Linked DNA regions of Homo sapiens: regions 2 and 3 are each linked to region 1. A link is a contact called in ENCODE Hi-C data. All regions are on one chromosome and are shown on one strand. Each heading gives the region's core, a stretch centred on a gene start or an enhancer-like site at or near the end of the contact. The rest is flanking DNA. Distances are from core to core; before and after follow the strand shown.

The links. A loop is a pair of places that touch in the nucleus more often than their neighbours do. Pooled maps may share reads with other maps.
Region 2: a loop to region 1 is called in a pooled map, with 5 times the contacts of the local background. The contact joins the promoter of MTX2 here to the enhancer-like site in region 1. A Hi-C loop is called at or near these places in 4 of 37 single-sample maps with no recorded cell type and 2 of 50 pooled maps.
Region 3: a map with no recorded cell type shows a loop between it and region 1 (5-fold over the local background). The contact joins the promoter of IFT70A here to the enhancer-like site in region 1. A Hi-C loop is called at or near these places in 2 of 37 single-sample maps with no recorded cell type and 7 of 50 pooled maps.

What each region holds. Positions count from the first base shown.
Region 1 is chr2:176,929,136-176,933,911 of GRCh38, forward strand. It overlaps the pseudogene RNU6-187P. Among named protein-coding and RNA genes, the nearest start is that of MIR4444-1, 280 kb to the right of the region's middle. RefSeq lists an enhancer at 2,765-3,064. Within about 2 kb of position 3,261, at least 4 of the 41 ENCODE cell types and tissues checked have a DNase peak (open chromatin) inside an H3K27ac peak, as active enhancers do.
Region 2 is chr2:176,268,130-176,273,100 of GRCh38, forward strand. It overlaps MTX2 (metaxin 2), which reads left to right and starts at 1,313. Exons shown (of 10, transcript NM_006554.5): 1 at 1,313-1,540. The coding sequence starts at 1,501. RefSeq lists enhancers at 954-1,581, 1,582-2,207 and a silencer at 1,160-1,249.
Region 3 is chr2:177,615,704-177,620,171 of GRCh38, forward strand. It overlaps IFT70A (intraflagellar transport 70A), which reads right to left and starts at 3,039. Exons shown (of 1, transcript NM_152275.4): 1 at 1-3,039. The coding sequence starts at 2,998. The coding sequence ends at 1,001. IFT70A-AS1 (IFT70A antisense RNA 1) reads left to right here. Exons shown (of 3, transcript NR_198966.1): 2 at 1,598-1,817; 3 at 2,585-3,535. RefSeq lists an enhancer at 3,112-3,341.

The DNA of each region.
Region 1 (4,776 bases), core at 2,011-4,510:
AGTTTACCTGCTTGCACAAGTTGACATGTTAATTATCCACAGTGTGTTAAAAATTGGTATGTGTCACGTTTTAGTGTGCATGTTGTATTTTTTAACTTTTAAGTTGGGGTACATGTGCAGGTTTTTTACATAGGTAAACTCATGTCATGGGAGTTTGTTGTACAGATTATTTTATCACCCAGGTATTAAGCCTAATACACAGTTTTTTTTTTTCTGCTCCTCACCTCCTCCCAGCCTCCACCCTCAAGTAGGCCTCAGTGTCTCTTGTTCCCCTCTTTGTGCCCATGAGTTCTCAATCACTTAGCTACCACTTATAAGTAAGAAAATGCAGTATTTCGTTTTCTGTTCTTGCATTAATTTGCTAAGGATAACGGCCTCCAGTTCCATCCATGTTCCCACAAAAGACATGATCTCATTCTTTTTTATGGCTGCATAGTATTCTATGGTATATATGTGCCACATTCTTCATCCAATCTGTCACTGATGGGCATTTAGTTTGATTCCATGTCTTTGCTATTCTGAATAGTGCTGCAATGAACATTCACATGCATGTGTCTTTATGGTAGAATGATTTACATTCCTCTGGGTATAAACTCAGTAATGGGATTGCTAGGTCAAAAGGTAGTTCTCCTTTTAGCTCTTTCAGGAATTGCCACATTGCTTTTTCCACAATGGTTGAACTAATTTATACTCCCACCAACAGTGTATAAGTGTTCCCTTTTCTCCACAACCTCACCAGCATCTGTTATTCTTTGACTTTTTAATCATAGCCATTCTGATTGGCATGAGATGGTATTTAATTGTGGCTTTGATTTGCATTTATCTAACAATCAGTAATATTGAGCTTTTAAAAATACGGAATGCTTCACGAATTCCATGTCATTCTTGCACAGGGGACATGCTAATCTTCTCTGTATTATTCCAATTTTAGTATATGTGCTGCTGAAGCAAGCACACGTGTTTATAATTTTAGTAGTCATTTAAAATATATTTAATTTTTTAAATAAATTCTTCCTAAATTGATTTGTAAATTCAATGCAATCTCAATCAAAATCCTAGCAGGTTTCTTTGAAGAAATTGAAAAGCAGATGCTAAAATGTATATGGAAATGGAAAGGACCTAGAATAGCCAAAATAATTAGAAAAAGAATAATAAAGGATTTATTATCCTACTTGATTCTAAGACTTACAAGAAAGCTACGATCGTCAAGACAGTGCGGCACTGAGGCAAGGATAGACCTATAGATTCATGGAACAGAATAGAGAGTCCAGAAATAAATCCAAAGTTATATGGTTGATTTTTGACAAAGATGTGAACATAACTAAATTGGAAAATCAGCAAAATAGTGCTGCAACAACTAAATATCTAGAGGGGAAAAAAACAACCTTACAACATATTTTAAAAGCTAACACAAAATACATCATAGGCCTAAACAGTAAGAGCTAACACTATTACATTTCTGGAAGAAAATATAAGAGAAAATATTTGTAACAACAGTTAGGAAAGGCATTTTTAAACAGGACACCAAAAGTACAACTCATAAGGAAAAATATTTATAAACATTTTCAAAAGTAAAAGCTTTTGCTCTTCAGAAAAAAGTGTTAAAAAAGGCAAGCCGGACTGAAATAATAGATATGAAAAACATATCTGACAAAAAGGCTTGTATCCAGAATATATAAAAGATATTTACAACTTAAGAAGGCAAGAGCCCAATAAAATGGGGAAAAGATTTGAAGAGACTCTTTACAAAAGAAGTTATACAAATTCCAATAAGCACATGAAAAGATGATCTACATCACAAATTATGAGGGAAATGTCAATTAGAACCATAATGAGCTACTTACTACGCACTTGAGAATATCAAGGATGGGTGAAGAGGTAGGACAACTTGAACTCTCATACATTGACTGTGTGACAGTATAAAATGGTACTATTTCTTATATAGTTAAACATATACAAGCCATGTGACCCAGCAATCTTTATCCTAGATATTTACCCAAGAGAGATAAAAATGTGTCCACGCAAAACTTTTACATCAATGTTTATAGCAGCATTATTCATAATCGTCAAAACTGAAAGCAACCCAAGTATCTATTAACCAGTGAATGGATAAACAAATTGTGGTATATCCAATGGAGTATTACTATAAAAGCAACAAAATATTAGTACTCTCGACAACATAGGTGAATCTCAAAAATATTATGCTAAGTGAAAAAAGGTAAACACAAAGGGCTACATACTATGATTCTGTCTGTATGAAATTCTAGGAAAGGCAAAACCATAGCAACAAAAAGCAGATCAGTAGTTGGTTGGCTGGGGCCAAGAGCTGGGGGAATATATTGACTGTAGGAGCACAAGGGAACTTCTAGGGTGATGGAAATGTTCTAATTTGATCATGGTGGGGAATGGATTTTTTAAATATACTAGGGATTTGTTTTTCTTTTTAAGGGATTTCTTTTGGAAAAAAAAAAAGTCCTAGAATAAGAACAGAAGCATGTTCTCTTCTGAGAAATAATCCTTAGAAAATAGAAGTTAAGCCAAAATATGTAACATTACCTATGTCTTTTAAAACTTTTCTTGTCCATCTAATTTCCATCTTAAGAAAAATTAGAAATAAATCAATTACACTTTAAATACTTTTGGTACAGTTGAATATGTACAGGACTGCTGAATATTGAATAGGTTCCCAGAGAAACTCTTTGTAACAGAACTTTCCATTTGACCATAGCCCTTAAGGCATTTAAAGACAAGTGAGAAACAGACTGTTTTGGTTCGTTGGTTTGGGTTTTTTTTTCTTTTTTTTTTCATTACTTAGCTTTGTCATCATGCTTTCCTACCACCAGAAGGCATATTTATGACTCATCAGTCAACACCCAGTGTCAGATAACTAGCCATTAACATACTTCACTTGTACTGTGATGAAAATGATATCACAACTTTCAAGAGATCCCCTTGAAGATGAAACTGAAAGAAATGGTGGCCACATGTTGTTTCAAACCTGTATTCGTTACACCTCCTGACTGCATGTCGTGCAAAAGGGCCAAACAGATGTGTAAAAAATAGCTGTTTAACAGGGGGGAAAATACTGTAAAATTGTTTATGGCAGGACAGCGGGTTCTTATAGGCAAAGTAAATTACAAATAGATTTCTCAATTACTTTTTAAAGCCTAGTATTTGATTCTTATATAACAGTCAAAAATCAATTTTGCATGGAATTTATGTGAATGCCTCATTATTAATAAAACAGCGGTTGGCGGCTGCTACTTCCTCCCCACAACAGCAGCACGCAGTGGGGAAGCATTCACGTGCCAGGCTGTGCAATTCTTTATCTTTTTATCCTCTGGTTCAGCATCATAAAAAAGAAAGGGAAGAGATGAATCCCAAGCAAATTTTAGGCATGGGCTTCTGGCAGCACCTATTTCATGGGGGCCTGCTGGTGCCCTGAGAGTACTTGGTGATGGGTGCTGAGGGAAGTCCTCACCCTACTCCCTGCTCATACTGTACCTCGAAGGTCTTTTTTAAAAAAAAAAAAAGTATAATTAAGCAAGTAACTCTAGTTGTTGAAAAAGTCACTGAGCTCTTTCTCTCGCTCTATCCTTAGCATATCCAACCTCGGTACTAGAGTCTACTGACCCTGTGAATTGATTTAAAAGGACTGGCCAGTGGCAATTTTCCCCAGATTGCTTTATTTCTCCAAAATAAAATTATTTATTTTGAAAAGAACTTGCTCCTGACCCAAACATTCTAATAACATAACAAGCATAATTCTCATTCAACAAACAAGAAAATTGAATCCCACTTATGTCTACAGACCATAACAGTCTGCTCCCTACACTGTACTTGATTCATCAAACCATGAACACTCCCCGTTTCCCAAATGAAAAGTGTAGTGTGGTGAGAAAAACCTAGCTTCTCTGGTTAGCCCTCCCTAACCAATTGGATGACTTTAAACAGTTATATCACTGTTTTAGGCCATGTCTGTTAACTGGTAAAATAAGAGAGTTTTCAAAATTATCTGAGGTTTCCTTCAGCTAAGATTTGGCAATGAGAAGAAATCATTGTATTCCCATTACATGTGAAAAGCAAAAAGAAAATTCTATGTTTGGCCAACAACATGGAGAAATGCTTATCTTCAGAGGTTAAATTCAGCTAAACAGTAGCTACCTGCTATTTCTTCTATTGGGTGCATGCCTCAAAAACGCTAACGGGGGAAATGGCAGGGCGATACACTGAGTGCTTACAGCATGTTTCCAGAAACTGATTTATTCTTGATTTGAATCTCTACTATGTGCATAATTACACCTGGTAACTGCAGGCAAGCTGTGGGCAACACTCTTGCCCCCTTAGTATTTGTGTCAGCAGTTAATTAGGAATGCAGTGCTAATACAGTCTTTAAACCAACCCCAAAAAGCTGTAGTAAAATCTAGTTTAACAAACAGACATGCATATCAGATGACTCCTTGCAGATACAGAATACCAAGAGTTTATTTACCAATGAAAATCCATGGTAGGTAAGATCTGATCCATGGGTTTGTTTGCTTTTGGGTTTTTGGAGACAGATTCTCGCTCTGTTGCCCAGGTTGGAGTATAGTGACGTGATCTCGGCTCACTGCAACCTCTGCCTCCCGGGTTCAAGCAATTCTCCTGCTTCAGCCTCCTGAGTAACTGGGACTACAGACGTGCACTACCATGCCTGGCTAATTTTTGTATTTTTAGTAGAGACAGGGTTTTGCCATGTTGGCCAGGCTGGTCTCGAACTCCTGACCTCAAGTGATC
Region 2 (4,971 bases), core at 63-2,562, 660 kb before region 1:
CGTGTGATGTGGTGGCAGAGATTGGAGTGATGTATCTACAAGCCAAAGTACATGGAAGATTGCCGGCAACCCCCTTCTCTGGAGCCTTGCAAGACAGCATGGCCCTGCTGACACCTTGATTTCAGACTTCTAGCCTCCAGAATTGTGAGAATGAATTTCTGTTGTTTAGCCAACCAGTTTGTGGTAATCTGGCAGCTCTAGGAAACCAACCACGCTAGTTAAGGAGGCAGAATGAACAGTAATAGAGATCTACGGATATAAAGAATGGAAATATAGCTTTCTAAATGTCATGGACAGTAATTCTTAGAATACAGGTTTCCTCTGCAAAAACCTAGTAAGCTGTCTGACTTTTTGATTTACTGTGTGATTTAAAATGAGTTACCTCACCTCTCTGAACTTGTTTCTCATCAGTGAAGGGGGCTTTGGGTTACCAGCTCTGAAGCCTGTCCCACTTGTAATACCACCAATCTGTAATGCATATGATTTTTCTTTAATTGTGTAATTTAAGAAGCTATTAGGTTAAGACAAAGTTACTCAGGGAATTTAGTTTCTCCTCTTCCTGCCCCGTTCACCCCCGAAAGGTGAGAAGTGTGTGAAACTAAAGTATCTTATTCTCCAAGCTGAGCATCATTTCGGGTGTATGGAGTTGAAGGACAAATTACCTTCTGGCTTAGGCGCTGCTCAAGCCTCCTTTCTGCCAAGCATGTTTGAATAAACAACAACAACAAAAAACACTAATGTCTATCCACGGACTAATCAACCCAGCAATATAATGGAATAGAGGGAATTCATGCAGCCTTGAATCTGGTCCTTGGAGGACTGCCTGGGCAGGCAGTTTAAACTCCTTAAGCCTATATTCTTATCCGTAAAATGGCGATAATATTATTACTTTAATGGGTTGTTGAGAAGACGAAGTCAAATAGAATATATGTGTATATATATGTATATATGTGTATATATGTACATGTGTACATATATACGTGTATATATTATATATGTGTGTATGTGTGTGTGTATATATGTATATATGTGTGTGTAGATATAGGTATATAAGTGCCTGGTATCCAGTGGGCGTTTACAAATGTTACTCGGTTACAAAATTCTGGCTTACAGAAAGGACGCTAAAAATCTCCCAGATTCCCCTGCCAGTCCCCTGGGTGGGAGACGAGTCGGGTACTTCGCTTCCACCTGCGGGCCCCCAGCGCAGAGCCTGGAATTGGCTGGACGGAGCTAGCCGCGCCGGCGCCCCGTAGGACGGCGCGGGGGCGGGGCCGGCGGAAGCGCTCGAGTGCCGTTGTCGGCTGCGCCGGAAGTCCCTAGCCAGGCCTGGCGGTAACCTTGGGGGCCTCACTGCAGCCGCCGCTGCTGTTGGAGTGGGCTTTGCGAGTCTGAACGTTGGCGGGGCTAGGCTCGTTAACTGCCGAGAGCCTCCGGGTTTGCGGTGGAGGACGCTGAGGCCCGTGGGGGGCAGGCACCCGGGCGCCGGGCCTCCCAGCCGACATGTCTCTAGTGGCGGAAGCCTTCGTCTCCCAGATTGCAGGTAGCGCGGCTGGCCGCAGACCCAGAAGGTGGCGGCGCGGTCTCGGGGAGCCGCGTGGGGTACAGGGCTGGAGCTTTCCTCCAGCCTTGCGGCATTATACGCTGAACCCGGCCCGGATGGTGGAGGCGGGCACGGACTACCAACCTTATCTCACATATGGGAAAACTGAGAAGGAGACACTTGGCCAAGGTCACCCCGCAGGAGCAGGAGTCCCGTCTCCTTCCCTTGGGCGGTACTTTGTCCCACCTCCCCATTCAGTTGGGAGGTGCTGGAGTATGAGGGGGAGGCCTTGGATTGGGATTGAGGTGGGGGGCGTTACCACAGGGGCAAGCATCTGAACGCTTCAGTCTAAGAGTGGTGGCAGTTTCTGGGTCTTGGTACTCAAAAAGTTTAAGGTGACTGTCACTAATCAGTTGTTACCTATTGTTGAGGGAACACCAGACTTCTTGCTTCGTCTCCCAGCGACACAGTAGTGCCATTTGCTAAGACTCTAGGAGTTATTTATTTATTTATTTGTTGAGACGGAGTTTCTCTTTTGTCACCGAGGCTGGAGTGCAGTGGCACAACCTGGGCTCACTGCAACCTCCGCTTCCCGGGTTCAAGCGATTCTCCTGCCTTAGCCTCCCGAGTAGTTGGGATTACAGGCGCCCGCCACCACGCCCGCGCGGATTCATGGAAAATTTTTAAATCTGCATGTACTTTAAAGAAATACTTTTGAGTCGGTGGACTGAACATGACTGATGTATATAGGTTTGTAATTTCTCTTATTGAGGTTTTTATTTATTGTAATGAAAGAAATTAAATATTGTTGAGAAAGTGAGGAGACTAAACATAGGTACTTTGAGATAGAGGCTAATGGAATTAGTCATAACTCCCTAGCAGTGTTTTCAACATGAGTACAGTAATGAAGACAGTCACCACAATAAATAGGTACATTTGAAGTAATAAGATAGTATTTTGGAAATGGGAAGTACAGAATGTGTCATAAAATTTGCCGGAATGTTTTTCACTGCTTTGCGTTTGTGTGAACGTACATTTCTTTTTTTTCCTTCTTCACTTAAAAACATTATTTTTTAGAGGAGAGAAGCTCCTACTAGATTGCAAGCTTCCTGAAAGTAGGGATCAAACTTGTTTTGTTCCCCATTGTATCCATAGTCAGTTGGTGCTCAATAAATATTTGCGACCCAAATCAATGACTAATCTTGAGATTTCAAGCAATGATTATTTCTGCTTTTACCATTTATGTTGAAACAAAATCAGGCTTATATAGTTAGATCAGCGATTTAATTTAGTTTGCTACTATGTTGAAAAAAAAAACTTCACAGTGTATGTTGAGTGGTTCACTGTGTGCATGTGTCCTAATATGTGATTTCTTTTAATGAGAAAATGATGAATGTCTTTTAATAAACTTTGGATACTGCTTTAAGTAGTGACGTTTAAAAATTTCTAGGCATTTTGTCTGTCTGCCGTCTTAGCTATTTGTAGTGATCTGTTACTCTAGGAGGAAGCATTTAAAAATGGATAATTCAATAAATGGTGTTGGAACAACTACTAAGTCATTACACCACATGAATAAATTCCAGATTGATTAAAGATCTAAATATAAAACAACAAAATTGTAATAAAATAATTAGAGGAAAACATAGATTATTTTAATAATCCTTGGATAGCAGAAGAGGCCTAAGCAAAACTTAAGAATTCATAATCCATAAGAGAAGAAATTGGCAGATTTGATTGCCGAAAAAATTTTAAAACTTTGATAAAAGACATCTCAAGTTAGTACAAATAAGAAGACAAACCAACAGAATCAAGGACAAAGGATTGGAACAGGCATTTCACAAAAGGGTGAAATATAGATGGACAGTGAACAGATGAAAAGATGTTCTCTGTCCCTAATAATGTATAGCATCCTCCCACCCCTGCCATCAGATGGACAAAAGTGAATATGATTTCTAGTACTAATAGGGCATGGGGAAAAGTTACTCTCAAACTATTGGGTCTGTAAGTTAGTATTACTTTTTGGGAACGTAATGTAGCAATATTTATTAAAATGACATTCTCTGGCCTGAAAATTCTACTTATGGGGGTTTATCTGATAGAAATGTAAAGACCAGTACTTAAAGAAATACACAATGATATTAATTGCAGCATTATTTGTAATAGCGAAAAACTAGAAATGTTTTAAATATATGTCAAATTATTGTACACCAATCCACCAATTCCACTTCTGGGCATGTATCCAAAGGAATTGAAATTGTCTAAGAGGTATGTGCAGTCCCATGTTCATTGCAGCAGTATTCACAATAGCCAAGATATGGAAGCAACCCAGGTGTTTATCAGTGGATGAATGGATAAAGAAAATGTATATAAGATACAATGGAATACTATTCAGCCTTAAAAAAGAAGGAAACCCTATCATTTGTGATAAAATGGATGGATCTGGAGGACATTATGCTAAATGAAATAAGCTAGACATAGAAAGACAAGTAGTGATCTAAAATCTAATCTTTTTGGGGAAATCTAAGAAAGTTGATCTCCTAGAAACAGAATAGAAAGGTGGTTACCAGAGGCTGAGGGGGACAGAGGTGAGAGATGGGGAAGAGGAATGGAGAAGAGATGTTGATCAAAGGGAACAAAGTTTGTTAGACTAGAAGAAAAAGTTTTAGTGATCTATTGCACTGCAAGGTGACCACAGTTAATAATAATGTATTATATATTTCAAAATTGCTAAAGGCTTAGATTTATAATTTTCTTACAAAAATTTAAGTTGGTGCGGTGATGGATATATTAATTACCTTGATTTATTCTTTCTATTCTTTGATTTATTTAGTTCAAAATATCACGTTGTACCTCCTAAATGTACAGTTATTATTTGTCAAAAACATTTATACAAAAATTATGGTATGGTCACATTTTTACAGATCCAAAAATGAAGAAGTATATCTGTTAAATACGTTGTCTTGAAAGCTATGGTTATATTAAGTAAAAAGTTATAAAATAATATCTATTTTGTATGAACTCATGAAATCTATATAAACATACATATGTTTATATATGTTAAGAATATTCAACTAATTGTAACTAGCGATTGGGATAATAAAGATAGATTGTTGGTAGAGGGTGGAGGAACTATATTTCTGAATTGTTTGAATTACTATAGTGAGCATAGTTTACTTTTGTAATTTAAATGATTGTAATTGTTAAAATTTATAAGATTATGTTTTGCCAAGAAGTGAAAACAGGAGGCTGCCTTAATCTGTTTTGTGTTGCTATAACAGAATACCACAGACTAGGTAAGTTACAAAGAAAAAAAATTCAAGTCTCACATTTTGGGAGGCAACGAACTCCAGCTTCAAGGTGCCGGTATCTGATGCGAGCCTTTGTGCTGCATTATCCTGTGGCAGAAGGTGGAAAGGCCAGGGAGGGCAAGA
Region 3 (4,468 bases), core at 1,789-4,288, 690 kb after region 1:
TGTGGCTTATACAGAATCGGATGTTACAGCTAAAAGTAATTGTAAAGGCTTCTGATAGTTCAAATGATTGTGAAATCCCAAAGAATAAAGGAATTTCTGACAGCCTAAAATTAGAAGGTATGGAACTCATACTTTTATTCTTCTCATTCTCAGTTCAGTGCTTATTTTTTCCTAAAAAATTAAAAAGTAAAAATTAAAAATTTCAGTTTTTAAAAAACCAAAAATATTAATAAGCTTCCACACTTAATATATGTCAGTATCCACAAGGAGGCAAAATCATTTCTGTAAAATCAAAAATAGAACATGAAGAAAAACGTTTATTATAAAACTTAAGAAGCAACCAATCAACCAAATTATGAAAAAAAATTTTGTCACTGACCAAACCTCATAACCTGAAAAGAACCAAGAAAAGAAATTCCCATTATACTTGTACTTCTAAAAGGGCTTAGAGGTCTAAACTAGACTTCGTTGCAATCCAGAAAGTTAAAGGACTAAAAAACTGGAGAAATAGAGTTAAGAATTAGATTTATCAGACAGCATAGTCTATGCTGAGATAGCAAAATAGACATGGCTTTATTTGCTGATTGAGAAGTGGTCCAGCCGTGGGCTAGCAGTCATTTACATATCAGTGACCAAATGCAAACATACCCGTACTAACAGTGCTTTGGTCCATGACATACCCTTTTGACAGCCCAAAGCTGAAACGTCAACTCTATCTGGGGTTACTTGCTTATACAAAGATGTTACTCTAGCAATTGTTGCTTGAGGGCAAGACCAGATGATTGTCACTAGTAGGAAGAAAGCAGAAGTGATGCAGCTTACACTGCATAGTCCCTACCCTTCTGGATTAAATGAAAAAGTTGCTCAAACATAAACTTGTTCTTACAAAGTGGATAAGATTCAAAATAAGACAAATATAAAGATGCCAAGGCTAAATACAGATAAAAAAAAGTGTGGTACGTAAGAAAGCCATTTTGAAAAAAGCCACTATCAGTCATAACTACTTATTCCATCCTATAATCTCATAAATCAAAGCTTTCAATTGTCTGGACTCATCTGTGACTGTATTCTTCCCAACATGCATTCTTTCTTCTTCGAGGGGTTGTTCAATAACAGCAGGTATGTTTGTGCCATAAAGTTCACAGTGTCCTAAAAACTGGACACATTCTTGAATAACACTGTCATGAATGACTATCATGTGTTTTGACATGTTTTCTAACAAGGACAGGAAGCATCTTTTGGCATAATACCAGGTATCTGTTCCCAGCTTTTTATTATAAGGCTCCAAGCTTTTGATAACTCGAGAAATACCAAACTCATAGTTTCCTTTGGCACAATAAAGAGTTCCTATCACCAAATTCACAATGCAGAGATGGTACATTTTCCGATTTGGGTCATCATAAGAGAGCTGCTCTTCCTCCTTTTCAATCTTCCTCATCAACTCCTCTGCTTCTTCATTTTGACTTGTCATAATATAGGAAACACAGAGATTAGCCAGTACAATAGCACTGACATTCAGGATGTTATCATAATGCTTCTTGACTATGGGTTCATAGAAACCAATGGCTTCTTTGTATTTGTTTTCCTGCATGAACAGAACATGAGCCACATTCAACTTCCACACATCATGGTCGTTACAGAATTCCACAGATTTGCGGAAGACCTTTTCCACCATTGGATAATTTTCAAGATTCCAGTAGATTTTTGCCTGAGCCATCAACACAGGAATGTATTTCTCCATGGTTTCATCATATTCATTCACTGCCTTTTTGATAGCTTCATCATCTCTGTTGTGTCTTGCTTCCTGTACTTGCTTGGTGAGTCTCCGAAGCTGCTCAGTCAGCATCCCTGCTAGCCCATCAAGCTTAATGAAAGCCTCTTCAGGAGCTGTCTGGCAAGTGATCAGGGCATCTAAGAAGTCATAGAGATAGGGTGTGAGGAACTTATACGTCAAATGGGCATTTTCTGCCAGGACATCTGCTGCCAGGTCAAAATACTCATATTTACAGTAGAGCAGCAACAGGTTGCCAAAAGTCTCTGGAGGAAAGGGATTCTGTTGGAGCAAAAACTGTAGCTTTTCAAACCCTTCTGTAGGCCTGGCATCCATGTTCATTAGTGCCTGGTTGTGCAGGGTCACAGGGTCCAACTCTTCCTCTGCCCTGGGTGGCATGTCGGTGAGGGTTTCTTGAGCTACCTCATAGTTTCTCAGTTGGTATTCTATGGCTGCCTTAAGGTTGAAGGCTTCCACCAGAGCAGTCTGATGGAGAACTAAGGTGTTGCCAACACTGCGAACATCAAAGCCCTCGGTGGTCATGCCCACACCTAGCTCAGGATGCTGGCGGATGCCACGCTCAATAATCTCAGCGATATGCTTCAGTGCTGAGGCATACTGTCGGCTGCTGTAATAGGCCAAAGCCAGGTTGTAGGAAAGGTCAGGCTGGTAGCCCGAGGCCTGCAGTGTGGCAGAAAACTTGGAGCATGCAGCTTCATACTGTCCCTCCTTGTAGAGCAAACAACCCAGGTTGACCTGGCCATCGGTCTCATTGTCGCCTCCACTTTCTTCTCCCCCTTCCCCACTCAGCAGCTGCTCCACCAGGCTCCTGGACCCTGGCAGATCGCCCTCGCTATACTTGATGGCAGCTTGCAGGCGGAGGACCCGGCTGTGGTAGGCGGGGTTATCCAGGAGAAGGAAGGCGACCCGAGTGGCCTCCGGATAAAGGCAGGCCTTGTACAGGGCCTGGGCCTGGTACAGGCGGTACTGCTCCAGTTCCGGGTGCAGCTGGCCCAGCTGCTCATAGCACTCGGCCGCCAGCGCGAACTCCTGCAGGCGGTAGTAGCAGTAGCCTAGCAGCGACAGGCCGGCACGGCTCCTGGGGCTCCGCTGCAGTTCTCGGCCCAGCAGCTGCACCGCCTCGGCGTAGCGGGCATCGCGGATGAGCCGGTACACTAGCGCGGTAAACTCCCCGTCGGGGATCTGCGCGCCGCTCAGACCAGCCATAACCACCACGGCTGTTATGCGTGCGGTTACCACGGCAACAGGGCAACCGGGCAACCGGAAACGGAAGACGACGGGTTACTTTGCCACGGAAGGAATCTGTTAGGAATAAAAAGGGACCGTTCTCGTTAGTCTCTCAAGTTCGGTTTGATCTTCAAATATTCTGGACTGCAGCGTGGCGGCAGTCAGAAGGGGAAAGACGACTACTCCGGGCCGTTCAGAGACTGAATCTTCCCGGTCCCGGCATGCATCGTTCCTGTGGCGCCGCTGCGCAGGCGTGGCCGCACTGCATGCTGGGAGGCGTAGTCCCTGTTGCACCGACCCGACTCGCGGCCCGTGTGGACGCACGGTCACTCGCCTTCCCTGCCCCCTAAAGATGAGGGGCACTCTCTGTGTCTGTTGTGCCACCTCGGTCTCTAGCGAATCGGAGGAAGATTTCCGGCACCATGTTCTGGCGATTTTGAGCCTTGTGCATTGGTGTGGTCTATACTAATGCTGGCGTTTGGCTTACTTTTAATAAAGTAGAGATCGTCAGTACAATAAAAGGACCTTTTAATAAAAGGAGCGGGATGGCAAAAGGGAGTTAACTCCTTGAATTCCCTTGGAATTAGAGCAGGTTCTTATGCTACCCCGAGGGCACAGTTTGTAAGAACAGAATACAGCAGCAAACAGAAATCCTTCTTATTTTGGTGGTTTCCAGAGGTTAATAAGGAAAAAGTGCTGTGAATCTTAATTGGTACTGGGAGAGGATCTGTTTTTGATCGCAGTATCTCTCCTTTTCCATGACAAAAAAAAAATTACTGAGTATATGTTGGCGTTTACACTTGGTTGTATCCATTGCTGTGGTCCTCCAACTGTCTCTGCCAATAAGAAATCAGTATCTTTTGTCATCTCCCATGATATCCATTGGTCTCTCTAGCACCTAATATAAACCTAATCCAAGTAAAAGTGTGTTGTTTGCTACATAATTACTGCAAATCCTTTGTATGCATCCATAATAGTGTTACTGCCCATAAATCTTTTCTGTATATAAACTTCACAGCTATCATACGGTTGATAACGATGTCAACCATATCATATAGCACCTCTATTAGAGACTGTTTACATATAGTATTTCTAATTTGAATAAGCAGCCTGCATTCTGCATATTGTAGTTTAAGAAGTCTGTGGGCTAGAAAGGTTTAAAGATTTAAGTATTACATTAATTAAATCAAACTATTAAATTAATAGTTTGTTTAAAGCCACATCTAGGTAGGTAGGGGCTGAACCATGATATCCAATAACCAATTTCAATAGGAAATAGTGACTGATGAATAACCCAATCCATGTATCTCATGTACGTGAGTTTGTAAGGGCCCATTGTTTGGTGCTAAGTGTGTATAAGGAATATTATTGTCTTTGTTTCTCCATTAAAACAATGAACTAACTTTGTGTAGTTAGTAAACTTTGAACTTCTAGGCCTTGATTCCAGCT